Regions from separate parts of the Homo sapiens genome. Here region 2 is linked to region 1. Evidence: chromatin contacts called from ENCODE Hi-C or POLR2A ChIA-PET data. All regions are on one chromosome and are shown on one strand. The core of a region is the stretch at or near the end of the contact, and the rest is flanking DNA. Distances in the headings are between cores, read along the strand shown. Region 1 holds the start of YAF2 (YY1 associated factor 2). Region 2 holds the start of ANO6 (anoctamin 6).

Region 1 (6,571 bases), core at 2,353-4,852:
CCAACACTTCAGGAGGCTGAGGCAGGAGAATCGCTGGAGCCCAGGAGTTCAAGGCTTTAGTGACCTATGATCACACCACTGTACTACAGCCCAGGCACTAGAGTGAGACTCTCTCACACACACACACAAAAACAAAAAAACAAACAAACACACAAAAAAACAAACAAACAACAAAAAAAGTAAATCATCAGAAAACTTCAACACTTGTTAAATTGTTAAAACGATCGTTAGTGTTTGTCACTTTACAAGTGACCGTAATGAATTAACATTTCTAAAGTACTGAACTCTGTTACTGTATTGAAAAGACACCTGATTGGGTAAGAACCTGGGCCACTTTAGTAATAAAAAGATCTGTTTTCTCCACAACAGCCACTCTTACAGCTAGTAAACACTTTAGGAAAGGTGTGACTTTTTGTGGTGAAATGGGAGGAGTACCTCCTGTACTACTGTCTCCACGTAAGCCTAGTAGGGGCAGAGATTTTTTTTTAAGAGAAACACCCATAAATGGGAGGCAGTTGGTATAGTGCAAGGGCATATGATTCTGTGCTCCACAAAAACTAGGTTCCTGGTTCATCGACAAGGATGTGTGGAGTTGTAAAGTTCATTTTGAAGGATAAATGTTAATTCTGGCATTTATTGACCATCCACTGCATGCAATATGCCTAACAGTTTGTAAATCCCAATATGAAAGAAAAAAATCTCATTCAACAATTGTAACACAAGTGAATGTATTGATTATTTAGTTTAGAAACAGGGTCTTGGCTTTGTTGCTCAGGCTGGTCTGGAACTCCGGGGCCCAAGTTATCTTCCTGCCTCAGCCTCCCAAGTAGCTGGGAATACAGGCGCGCGCTAACCTGACTATAAGTGGATGTATTTATTCTCAGAATATTTATTGAGTGCCCACTATGTGTCACACTGTTCTAGGGGCTGGAGATGCAGCAATAAAGGCAACAAAAGTTATTGTGCTTTTTGTTCATGATTCAGAGGTGCGGCTTACTTTTTAGTGAGGGAGGTTACAATCTAGTGAAATGGTGATTTGCAGCATGGGGGATTTTTAGAGTGCTTGATTTAGTTTCCTTTTTATTTAAAAATACATTGTTGCCATCACTTTTGCAAGTAGAGCAGTTCTTGTCAGTCTATTTGAGGATCCATCCAGTTGAGGCATTTAAAAACATCACAATGCCTTAGACTTGCAAGGGACCTTAGTTGTGATAATAGTTTTAACTCCTTTATTTTACATATGAAAAAAACTTAGCTGAGTTTACCCACTGCATTACTGAGAGGTTAAAGACTAGGCCTTAAATCTGGTTCTCTTGTATACGTGCCTCAATCATACTCCTCATGGTTCCTGGTTTCCGAATTTGGGTCTGAATCATGAGAAGCTACATTTGCAAAAAGTACAGATGGTACAACGAGTTTAGAGACTGCTATGTAAATGGAGTGATTTGGTTAATCAGAAAGAAGATGCGGTGAAAGACCAATAGGATACCTGAGCTCTAACCCTGGCCTGCTCATCAAAGAAAAACCATTTAACCTGGGCCCTAATTGCCTTGTCTTTAAAAAGAAGGGCTAGACTACGGATTTACAATGGCTCGACTTACGATTTTTCTACTTTACGATGGATTTATCGGTGTACCAAATGCATTTTCAATTTACAATATTTTCTATTTAAGGTGGATTTATCGGGAAGTATCCCCTTTCTAAATCGAAGAGCATCTGCAGTCGATGAGGCCATGTGCATAGTACTTTGAGTCCTTTAAAATATGCATCTATGCGCAGGGATTTACAAAGTGCCTGGCACATAGTGCTCAAAAAAATGTTATTTATTTATTTACTTAGAGGCGGAGTCTCGCTCTGTCGCCCAAGCTCGAGTGCAGTGGCACGATCTCGGCTCACAGCAACCTCTCACTCTCGGATTCCAGCGATTCTCCTACCTCAGCCTCCCGAGTAGCTGAGATTACAGGCGCCCGCCACCACAGCTGGCTAATTTTTGTATTTTTTAATAGAGATGGGGTTTCGCCACGTTGGCCAGGCTGGTCTTGTGAACTCCTGACCTCAGGTGATCCGCCCGCCTCGGCCTCCCAAAGTGCTGGGATTACATGCGTGAGCGACCGCAACCGGCCAAAAAATGTTATTATTAATCGCACAACAATCTCATATAGATGCAATTCAGAATATGAAAACGTTGAGAATTACAGAAATTAAGCAATACTTCCAAGGTCTATCAGCTAAGAAACAGGAGAAGCAGGCTGAGAATCCTGGGCTTCTGACTGTATTATTTCCTATGTAGTTTAGCTATAAAATTATTTTACATGAATTCGGACTTGATGTAAACCTAGAAAGATGGACAGAAACAGCACAGTTAAAGAGGGATATACTTTATGCAGAAGTAACCCATGTGCATGAAGGAAGGGTTCTGGTAAGGGAATGAATTTCATCTGCACTCTTTGTCAGGAGGCAGCTTTCCTTATGGGAGAGGGAGGCAGAGGTAGGGAAAATGTGTGAAGCCTTTGAATGCCAGGCTAAGGAGTGTGGGCAAGTCGTTAGTGGTTCTTTATCAGAGTGGTGGCATAGTATTAACAGCATTTTATTATTAATCTGGTTGTGGATTACTGAATACATTGGGGAGGTAGAAGTGGAGCTTCGGAGACCAGTTAGATGGCTGTTGCTGGAGTCTGGAGTATGAGGACCTTTAGTATGTTGACGTAGAGACCTGGGAAGGTGTTCTTTTGTTAGCAGACAGCGTTGAGGGGACATGCAAACTCCTTATATTTAAAAAGGACTTATGAGTATATAGGGGTTTCTTTCAAAAGCAGCTACTGCAGAGGCCTGAGAGGCCAAAAGGGCGCGTTTGGAATTAAAACAGAGTTAGACTCTTGGCTTTGTCATTTTCTAATTATATAGCCTAGAGGAAGTCACCTAATCTCTCTTGAGTCTTGATTTCAATTCCTCTAAGTTAGGGTTGACAATCCCTACTTGTTAGAGCATCTGTGTGCATAAACCAGACAGTGCTTTAAGGCATGTAGCAATGGCGCTGCGTGTTGGTTCCCGCCTTCCCCCCGGTATACTGCAGGCGGGGGCTGGGTAGCTAAGGACAGCGGAGGCCAGGAAAGTCGTTCTACCTGGAGATCCCGGGCTGGCACTTCTGTCCAGACCTGGACAGGCCTCCGAACGCCGGCCGGCCCTACCTTGGACCAGGCTTCGCACGGGATGACGGAGCATCCCCTGCCAGTCGGTGGGACAGACGTTTTCCTCCTCAGAGGGGCTCTGGAGCGCGAGGCAGTCCCCGGCAGCCGGGGGTACCAAGGGGGCAACGGGGGAACAGCGCGGAGAGGCGGCGCCGGCGCCCGAGGCAGCCGCGGCCACCGCGGCCACCCCCGCACCGCCCGCCGGCTAACTCGCCGCGGGTGCTGGGCCGCGCTGGCCGCGTTTGAAGTCTCCGGCGCGGCTGCTGGTTGGCCGGCGAGGGTCACGTGCGCCCAGGCAGGAGTTTCCCCGACAGCTGGAGGCTGCGTGGGATCCGGCGGCGGCTCCCGAGCGCGGCGGTGCGGCCTTCCCCGCCCCCTCCCTCCCTCCTCCCCCGCCCGCTTCCGCCCGGCTTATTATCCTCCTTATTGACAAACAGAGCGGTCGCGGCGGCGACTCTCGGCGTGCGGTGATAGCCAAGCCATGGGAGACAAGAAGAGCCCCACCAGGTAACAGCGCCCGGGCCCCGGGGCCCGGACTGTGCGGGCGGCAGGGCCCTCGTGCAGGGCTTCGGGTGGCCGCCTCGCTAGCCGCCCGGGCACCGGGGCGAGCACGGGGGCAGCGCCGCTGGTGTGCGAGTGCTGCCGCTTGAGGGGGCCGGCGCCGGCCGCCCCACAATGGAGCCGCGATGGCGGCGGCGACCGGAGCGGCCGCCCGGGTGTCAGAGCGGCTGTGGCGGCGGCGACTGCGGCCGCGCTCGCGCCCTGCCTCTTCCTGACTCCCTTCCCCCTCAGCCGGAGCGCGGCGCGCCGAGGGCCCGCGGGGCGGGGGTCGCAGAATTGGGGCGGGGGGCGGGGCGGGGGCGGCCGCGGGGCCCGGGCACCGGGCGCGGCCTGCTGGTGACCCCGCGCCGCGTCGTGTCCGGGTTGTGTCCTGCAGGCCGAAGCGGCAGCCGAAGCCGTCCTCGGATGAGGGTTACTGGGACTGTAGCGTCTGCACCTTCCGGAACAGCGCCGAGGCCTTCAAGTGCATGATGTGCGATGTGCGGAAGGGCACCTCCACCCGGTGAGTCCCGGGCCTGCCCCTCGCGCCGCCGGCCGGCGGGGTGGCGACCAGAGGACGCCCTTGCGGCTGCCGCCCCCTCCCATGACACTGGCGGACCCGGCGGGAGGAGGCAGACGGAGGTGGCTGTGGCGATAGGAACTGGGTCACATTGATCGCAACCCAGGCGATGGTTTGCGGTGAGGGGTAATTGAAGAGGCTGTAACGTTTTTTGCTGCCAAGAGAGAATAAATTATTTAAGGGAGGCATTAGCTACTGCGATTTAATTCGTATCGCTGGGTGTAATGCCCCTCTCCCCATTCTGGGTATAAAAATGTTGGCTGCATTGTTGTGTTAGTGTGTGGGGATCAAGGAAAACCCATAAAATCTCTTTAGGAGCAAAGGATGTAATTTAATTTCGTTCCTAAAGAAAGAAAAGTATCTGATTGCAGAATACACAATATATTAAAACTTATTTTTCTACATGTACTTCTGGAAGGGTCAGATCAAGGTTTTATTTAGTGTTTTTATTCCAGTACTCTAATATTTTATAAATAAGTAGTTGGAGATGAGCCCAGTCACAGGAACAGATTTTTACTGAAAGTACCTTTATATCTTTAGTTTGATTAAATGGCAGTCTCTTAGACAAATGAGATGAAAAGATCTCTGCCTATTTTCAGACTTTATTTATTGTAAGCTTGCAGTATAATAACTCTGTCTTTTAAAAAATGACTTTGAATTAAGTGAATAAAGAAAATCATCCAGGAAATTCAGTCAGTGGCATTCTTAATCTGTCAGCACTTAGTTATCGAGCTCCTTGATTCTTATACGAAGGTACCCTTTGAATTAAATATAATCCTGTGATTTATTACTTAATATTTAGAGAAGATATGTATTTTGATATTACAAAGTCCATTAGAAACTAAACTATAACAATAAGCATACTAATCTTACTGTTGCTTTAAAAAAGAAGGCACATGTAATATTGACATATACAAATATTCAGTAGACGTTAGATTTCTAAAAAATGAGATCTTGATTTTTTAAAAAACACTTTACAGAATTTTATTAAGTTTAAAATTTAGAGACAGGAATGGTTGACAGTAACTTATCTGAAAAATTTCTCAGTGAAGCTCGCTGGTTTTGACATGCTTGTTTTTTGTAAATCATCATATGCTTTTTGTATATTCCCACAATTGATAAAATATTTCGTACATTTTTCATATTCAAAAAGCAAACTTTCAAACGTATGCTAAATTTAAGGGATTACAACAGAACATTCCAAAAAGAAAAAAAGTATTTGCTAAAATGATTGTGGTTACTATTTTTGGACCCGTGATTTGTGATTTAAGTATTTTGAAAAGCAGAGTATCTTCTTGGCTGTGTAAGGTTGGAGTTGGTTTAGAGTATATTTGTGTATCTGTGTTAGTACTTTGTGCTTTTTAAAATGCTCAATAAGCAATTTTTAGAAAATTCGTTTTTTGGAGGCAGGAACATTAAAGTGGAAACAATTATAATCTTGATCTCTGGTACTATATATTATTGCTTTTTGTTGTTCCCTCTCTATTTTCTTGTAGCCATTAGAAAAATACTGAAACTAGAAGAGCCTATATGTTTATTTGCAGGGACAGCAAGGAAGGGGGGAAGCTGGTGTCCTACTCCACAGCCAGTCTTGGGGTTAGAGGAACCCTGAGAAATAGAGTAGGTGGTGGCAGCTCAGAAGAGAAGAAACAGGCTGAATACCTGGCACCTGGAAGAAGAAGGAATATAGTACACAGGGGAGTTGGCCCAGGACAGAGAAGTGGGCCTAGTTTAAAAGAGGCTTGAGGCCCACATGGGGGCCCCTGACATTTTTTTTTTTTACCAGTACATCTAAGCTCTTGTAGATCCAATTTTTAGTGGTGGAAACATTACTTGAGGAGGACTCAGAGAAGCATTGTCATTTGGATTGAAACTGAAGAGGCTCTGGGCAACTCACCAGAAATCTAAGGGACACTGTGTTCCTGAAAGTAAGTGTTCTACACCACGACCCTCTCAGCTTCTTCCTTCCTCTCTCTGAATTCTCTTCTCTTTTGATTTTGGCTCTAAGTTAAACCTAAGAGCTCTAATTTCTCTGTTATCTGTTATTTTCCTAGTGGTTTCTGAAATTCAGGGTAGAATCTGTGTTTGTATAGAACAGTGTGGAACAGGGTATTGTTACTAGAGAAGATATTGATTGCATCACAGAATATTAATATTTTTCCTCTCTGGTAATGTTAAAAAAACAAGATTAAAGGACTGCAGAACGGTGTTGAGAAGCAAAAGTTTCAGTAGTTGGAAGAAATAATTCTCCATAATTGACTTA
Region 2 (6,571 bases), core at 2,863-5,362, 3.0 Mb before region 1:
GTCTGAATAGTTCCTGATAGTCTTTTTTGGAACCACTTTTCCTCCTTCAGCAAAGCTTGACCACAGAGAACAGAATTGAAGAAACAAAATAAAGCAGCATACTAATCTGATTTCTGCATTCTGGCTACAAAAGCTGTTCCTATAGCATTCTACATGAACAAGAAGAGATGCTGAATTTAATCCGCTGATGAGGGGGCGAAAAGCAGCCAAGGACACTCTTTTGCACACTTGGCAGGGTAGCACACAACCTAACTCCCAGGGGCTTGCAACAATATGTGATCTCCACCAGCACAACAGGGGCTTCAAACCACACATTTCCCACTACTACTGCCTGGATGTGGCTTCAGTGGTTGGTTGTTGGCTCTGCTTTAGAAATAAGTGGCCTATTGCAAAAATGCTCTAATGCCAACAGGTTGCCACACAAGCACGCCTTTGGAAATAATTTCTGCTGGCTGTAACTTAAACAAACAAGGAAAAGACATCCATAGTGAGATGTACTATCCTTGATTCTCCAGATCAGTTCATTCTAAACTAGGAGGCAACACTGACATAAAGTACTGAACAGCCAGGCATGGTGGCTCACACCTGTAATCCCAGCACTTTGGGAAGCCGAGGTAGGATAATCACTTAAGCTCAGGAGTTTGAAACCAGTCTGGGCAACAGTGAGACCTTGTCTCTACCAAAAAAAAAAAAAAAAAAAAAATTGGCCAGGCATGGTGTCACAAGGCCTGTGGTCCCAGCTACTCAAGAGGCTAAGGTTGGAGAATTGCTTGAGCCTGGGAAGTCAAGGCTGCAGTGAGCTGTGACTGCGTCACTGCACTCCAGCCTGACAGAGGGAGACCCTGTCTCTAAATGAATAAATAAAAGTACAATAAAAATACAGTGTTTCAAAAGTAAGCAGGAACCCACTGTTTAAAAGGCTCTAAATTCCAGCTACTAGAGGGCACATTTCCATATACATACATAAAGCATCTCTATGATATAATCAGGGACCCCATCCAGTTAGAAAGTTTTTTTTTGGGGGGAGGGGGAGGTCTCTTGCAAATTAGGCCATTATAACGCCCAATGGTATACCCAGGAACTCGTGTCAAAATAATTCTAAGGCTGGGTACAGTGGCTCATGCCTGTAATCCCAGAGCTTTGGGAAGCAAAGGCAGCAGAATGGCTAGAGGCCAGGAGTTCAAGACTGCAGCGAACTATGATCTTGCCACTACACTCTAGCCTAGGTGACAGAGCAAGACCCTGTCTCTAAAAATAATTCTCCCAGTCTGAATTATAAAGGTAATATTAATAGAGGGATTTCACAGAAATCTTCCGTACCCAAGTGGGTTTCAAACTATTATACAACTACTGACAGTGACAATCAAGTACTAGGAGAAATATTAGTTAATAGCGTAAATACAGACGTGCATTGCAAAATTAAAGGCAGAGGTTAAAATTATCTTCATTTCACCAGTCTCCTCTCCCACAGTTGGAAATAATAATTATTTTGTAAAAGGCTTTGGACCACTATCAGCCTACTCCTGGTAATCTTTAAAAAGGCTTATTCTTTTGTAAAGGCATAAACTTAACATTGGCATAGTTAAGTATTTTCTGATATAAAATCACTACAACCCACATTAAATTTGTACTTCCAAAAAAACAACCAACTAGGTGGATATGGTGGTGCCTAAAGTCCCAGCTACTTGGGAGGCTTAAGTGGGAGGATCGCTTGAGCCCCGTAGGTCGAGGCTGTAATAAGCCATGACCACATCACTGCACTCTAGCCTAAACGACAGAGCGAGACCCTATCTCAAAAAAAAAAAAAAAAAAAAAAGAGAAAGAAAGAAACAGAAATCACATTCATAGATACTGGGTGTTAGAACATCAGCATATCTTTTCATTCACTGAGAAGAAAAAAATATTGCCAAGACCTGTTTAAATGGTACCTGCTGCTTGACGTAAAATATGTTGAGATGACCCCTACAGTAGAGACCCCAGGGCCCCACAGGAATAGTGGGAAATGCCCTACTAATATTAACACTAAAGTATTAGTATTAGTAGTTTCTAGAGGGTGGGGAGGAGTAGAGATATTTAACTTTTTCTTAAGTCTATCTACACTGTTTGACTGGACAAAACTAGCATGAATGACATGTCATTAAAAATAAAAAGAGCTTACTGCCACACGCTTAAGATGAATTTATACGATGCCTCAATAGGTAAACACAGACTAGACCAAATTACTTTCTAAACTGAGATCTACTGCTGGCACAGTAAAACAAAGCTCAGAGCCTCTTGCTTACTTCAGTTTCCATTTGAGCTTCTGCCCTTATTTACTTACAATACTCATTATAAACAGTGCAGCTCACCATAAAAGACAATAATACTTTCCTGGGAAACAGACTGTGTCAATTTTATTGTAACTTTTTAAATTTCACTCCTATATTTTTATGTAATCATCAGGTACTACTTAATCTTGCTAAACAGTAGTAACAGCCAGAGTGACCCAGTGGTAAGAGCATTAATCTTCACTGGTTTTACAAGTCAGAAAACCTGGGTTTGAAAGTGTGAGAAGCTGGGCAGACCAACCTGTGCGCTTCAGTTTTCTCTCCTATAAAAACTACTACTATTTGCTCTCTCCTTAAAGATGAATAACTAGTAAATTGTTCTTAAATGAATGAATGAAATGTGAAACTAAATCATGGAGTGTAATCTCCTCTATTCGATTTGTCCCTGGACAACCAAGAAGTTACCAAATTTTTTTGATCGAAATATTCCGTGCCCAAAATGTAACAGAAATAAAAACCACACCCAACTCCTAAAATTAAGTTACTTTTAAAGTTATTAGATAACAACAGGGCTTTAGAACATCAGCAGGATGTTCTGCTTTAAAATTGATTTGGCATCCAGGAGACTAAGCCGAGTCGCCACAACAGACTGGCTTGGTAATTTAATTAGAGTCTTCTGGAGGGACACATTATATCATCATCCCCCGACAGTGTTCTCTTTAGGGACCTGATTTTCTCTCTAGTCCTCTCATTCCTTTCCCCTTCCTCACCTCCTCTCATCCCTTTTGTTTGCCCTTTTTTTCTTTTTTTGCTCTTAAAACAGCTCTCCCTCCGTTCGTCTTGTCACTTCCATGCATTTTTAACTCTAACTAGAAATGGGTCACCCCAGGTTTGCTCCCCAAGCCCCAGGGCCCCTCAGGACGAGTGAAAAAGGCCCTGCGGTCCTCCCTGCCTGGGGGAATTCCTCCTCCGATCACAGCTCCGGTGGGCTCCGCAGATGGGAAAGGGTTTCCAGCGCGCGCCTAGCGGCCACAAATCACTTCCCGGGGCCGCCCCGCCAGGCCTCAAACCTCCCAGAGCCGTCGGTCGGCTTTTACTTTAACGAGGATTCAGATGGGTCACACCCTGTCCTCCAAATGCGGGCCTGCTCCCCGGACCCCGCCCAGGGGGCTCGCCCCAGTGCCGAGGCTCCTGGGCAACCCTAGCACTCTGCGAGTCGGGGAAGTGACCCCAAAGTTGCTTCTGAGTGGAGACTTCCGCACGCAGAGGCGTCCCCGCAGCTGCCAGGCTTTTCAGGGGCAGCATCCCCCGCCCGTCAGGAGCCTGTCCTCGGGGCCACCACGCGCCCCGCGCCTCAGCCCCGCAGGGGCCGCACCGGGGCCTCAGTCTGCAAGCAGCCGGGGACAGCGGGCTTCCTCCCCTGCCCGGAGCGGCCGAGCGTCTCGGCCAACCTCCCCCGCGGAGAGCACAGCGCCCCCGCGCAGTCCCCGAACTTCTTCCCGCGTCGGCTCGGGCTCTCGGGTGGGGACGCGGGGACCCCTCGCTCACCGATATCCCCATCGTCGTCGTCCTCCTCCTCCTCCATTTGTAGCAAAACATTCCTGCTCATCTTTTTCATGTCTCCCTCAGAAGGCGGCTCCGAACTTGGCGCGAAGTTGGGGGCTCCCGGGTTCCAGAACGGCGCGGCTCTCCCAGGGGCCGGATCGGGGACCGCGGGGCGTGTGTCGCTTGGGCTCAGGGGCCGCTGAGCCCAGCCAGCGCCGGGGAAAGCCGAGCCGAGGCACCCACCGACCGGAGCCCAGAGCCGGAGGACGCCTCTCGCCTGCCGAGCGGAGCCCGGAGACTGAGCATGCCCAGTGCGGCCGCCGCGGCTCGCTGCGGAATGATTGAACTTCCCCGGTTTTACGAGGCGCGCAGAAGGAAGTCGGCAGGCGAGACTGCAGAGGGAGTAGTGCGATCCTGCGCGCGGGGGAACTAGCTGGAGGGCAAGGCGGGAACACGTGAGTGCGGGAGTGGACTGGGTTCCCTGAGCATTGATCCCAAACAGGGCAGCTTTTCGTTCCAAGGTCGTCTGTGGACACACACTGTGGCTTGCTTTGTTTTAACGTCTGATACTGGAGAGGAGGGAAATGCTGCTGCAGCACAACTGCAGAACCCTGGAAGGCGAACTCGTTTGAATGGCTTTTAAAGGCGACGTGGAGCTAATAATGGGGGGATCTTAAATTACTCTAGCTCCGAAGTGGGAAAGTGGAATCTGTACGGGTAGGTTAAGATTACGGTGGAGTCGGGGTGGGAGGAGAGGCAAAACTCAGAGAATAAGCAAAAGAAGAAGGGGCGGGACGGACGGGAGTGGGGGTGGAGAGAATTTTCTAAATAAACGTGTGCACAAAGGCAGGAGGATTTCCGCATACATTGAGGTCGCGGAGAGTGGAGAAGCGCCCCCTACTCCGCCCGCGCGAGCACACAGGGAGTGGTCGGAAGATAATCGCTGAAGCGTCCAGCCTATTTGTACAATTGAAACTAGTCCTCTGTGTCAAAGAGGGAGAAGAAGCCGAAGACCACTAGAGTTAGATGTAAACTCTTCTAAAGCAATGTGGAAAGCTATAATAAGAGAAAAGAAAGTCGTGAAATAAAATTAAGGCAGAGAGTTTTTATTTTTATTTTTAATGCTTTCCTGGAAACCAAAGGGACCGATAGGACAAATACAAAGGGATTTAGTACTTTAAAGACCCTTGGAGTTGTTTGAACGGCAGGTTTTGGGGATCGCGTGTCTACAAAACTTTTTTCAAAAAAGCTGGTACATTCAGGTTGTTCAATTTTGACTTCTCAAAAGGGCTAGAAGGTATATTTGAAATCTTGGTTATATGTGTTATTGTCTACTCATTGAAATTGTTTATATTTTTTCCACTGAAGTGCTAGGGTTATCACAATAACACTAAATCTACTGTGCATGTTTTTTCTTCCACATACTTTTTTTAAGACGGTCTCGCTCTGTTGCCGAGGTGGGAGTTCAGTAACTAGAACTACAAGCGGAGCACACCACCATGTGGGGCTTATTCTTAAATTTTTTTGTAGAGATGGGTGTCTCACTATGTTGCCCAGGCTGGTTTCGAACTCCTGGCCTCCAGCAATCCTTGCACCTCAGTTTCCTAACATTTTTAATGTTCTCTCTGAAAGAAAGAAAACATTGGGACCAATCTTAAGTGGGAAAATAGACATGAATATATACATGAAAAGACATGATGAAATTACTTTTAAGAAAATACCTGGGAAACACTATACTTGCTTCTTGAGGTACTTTTTTTGAATAAACAGAATTGTTTTTAGTATAAAGAGACAACAATACAGTACTCTGAAGATAGGAGAAAAAAATGATGGGAGAAGAAAGATGAGAAGAGATTGTTTCCTTTCACTGAACACTCTCCCCTGAGCTTGTGAAACTCACTAAAAGTAGAAACTTCAAAAGTGTTTTGGTTACATGATCAATTTTTACAATTTTCTTTTAACAAATTTTTGTGTAGTACTTTTTATGTGCTAGGAAAAGTTTTACATGTTTTATAAGCATCCAGTCATTCAACCCTCATAACAACCCTAGAAAGTGTTATCATTTTTCTTCAGGTGTGAGGCAACTTGAGCAACTTGTCCAAAATCACACAGGGAATAAATAGTGGAGCCAGGATTGAAACCTCAACAGCTTGTTTCAGAATCAGTGCTCATAGCCTCTTCATAAACCACCTCCAGAGACATGTCCCAATCCATTTTTTTTTCAGATCACTTTTTCCCCCACCAATTCAAAATTCAAAGTCTCATCAACTCCCTGCCATAGTTCTTTAACCAAATGTTCTCTCTTTTTTTTTTTAAGACAGAGTCGCGCTCTGTCACCCAGGCTGTAGTGCAGTGGCTAGATCTCGGCTCACTGCAAGCTCCACCTCCCAGGGTCACGCCATTCTCCTGCCTCAGCCTCCGGAGTAGCTGGGACTACAGGCGCCCACCACCACGCCCAGCTAATTTTTTGTATTTTTAGTAGGGACGGGGTTTCACCGTGTTAGCCAGGATGGTCTAGATCTCCCGACCTCGTGATCCGCCCGCCTCTGCCTCCCAAAGTGCTGGGATTACAGGCGTGAGCCACCGCGCCCGGCCTTGTTCTCATTTTTATGGACTAAGACTTCGGTCAAAGTTACTTTGTAGTTAAAAAATTATCGAAGTTGACTTTGCAACAAGTTTTAATTAGTCATTTAGAATTCTTCACAGATTTTTAAGAGTTTACATTTTTCTTCTTTGATAAATGTTGCAGCGAAACATTG

What was found. A loop is a pair of places that touch in the nucleus more often than their neighbours do. ChIA-PET counts read pairs that join two places held with the same protein, here RNA polymerase II (POLR2A). Pooled maps may share reads with other maps.
Region 2: a loop to region 1 is called in a pooled map, with 4 times the contacts of the local background. The contact joins the promoter of ANO6 here to the promoter of YAF2 in region 1. A Hi-C loop is called at or near these places in 1 of 168 maps with a recorded cell type or tissue (sciatic nerve) and 6 of 50 pooled maps. POLR2A ChIA-PET finds 5 or more read pairs at or near these places in 1 of 52 experiments (naive thymus-derived CD4-positive, alpha-beta T cell).

The regions. Positions count from the first base shown.
Region 1 is chr12:42,235,279-42,241,849 of GRCh38, reverse strand. YAF2 (YY1 associated factor 2) reads left to right here and starts at 3,602. Exons shown (of 4, transcript NM_005748.6): 1 at 3,602-3,695; 2 at 4,126-4,251. The coding sequence starts at 3,670. It overlaps LOC124902920 (a long non-coding RNA gene), which reads right to left and starts at 3,405. Exons shown (of 2, transcript XR_007063279.1): 1 at 3,123-3,405; 2 at 2,572-2,713. RefSeq lists silencers at 2,857-2,996, 3,187-3,426, 3,477-3,856, 3,957-4,026, 4,147-4,476 and an enhancer at 3,810-4,311.
Region 2 is chr12:45,213,636-45,220,206 of GRCh38, reverse strand. It overlaps ANO6 (anoctamin 6), which reads right to left and starts at 4,112. Exons shown (of 20, transcript NM_001025356.3): 1 at 3,816-4,112. The coding sequence starts at 3,885. It also overlaps the pseudogene PLEKHA8P1. RefSeq lists enhancers at 3,107-3,236, 4,247-4,346 and a silencer at 3,477-3,786.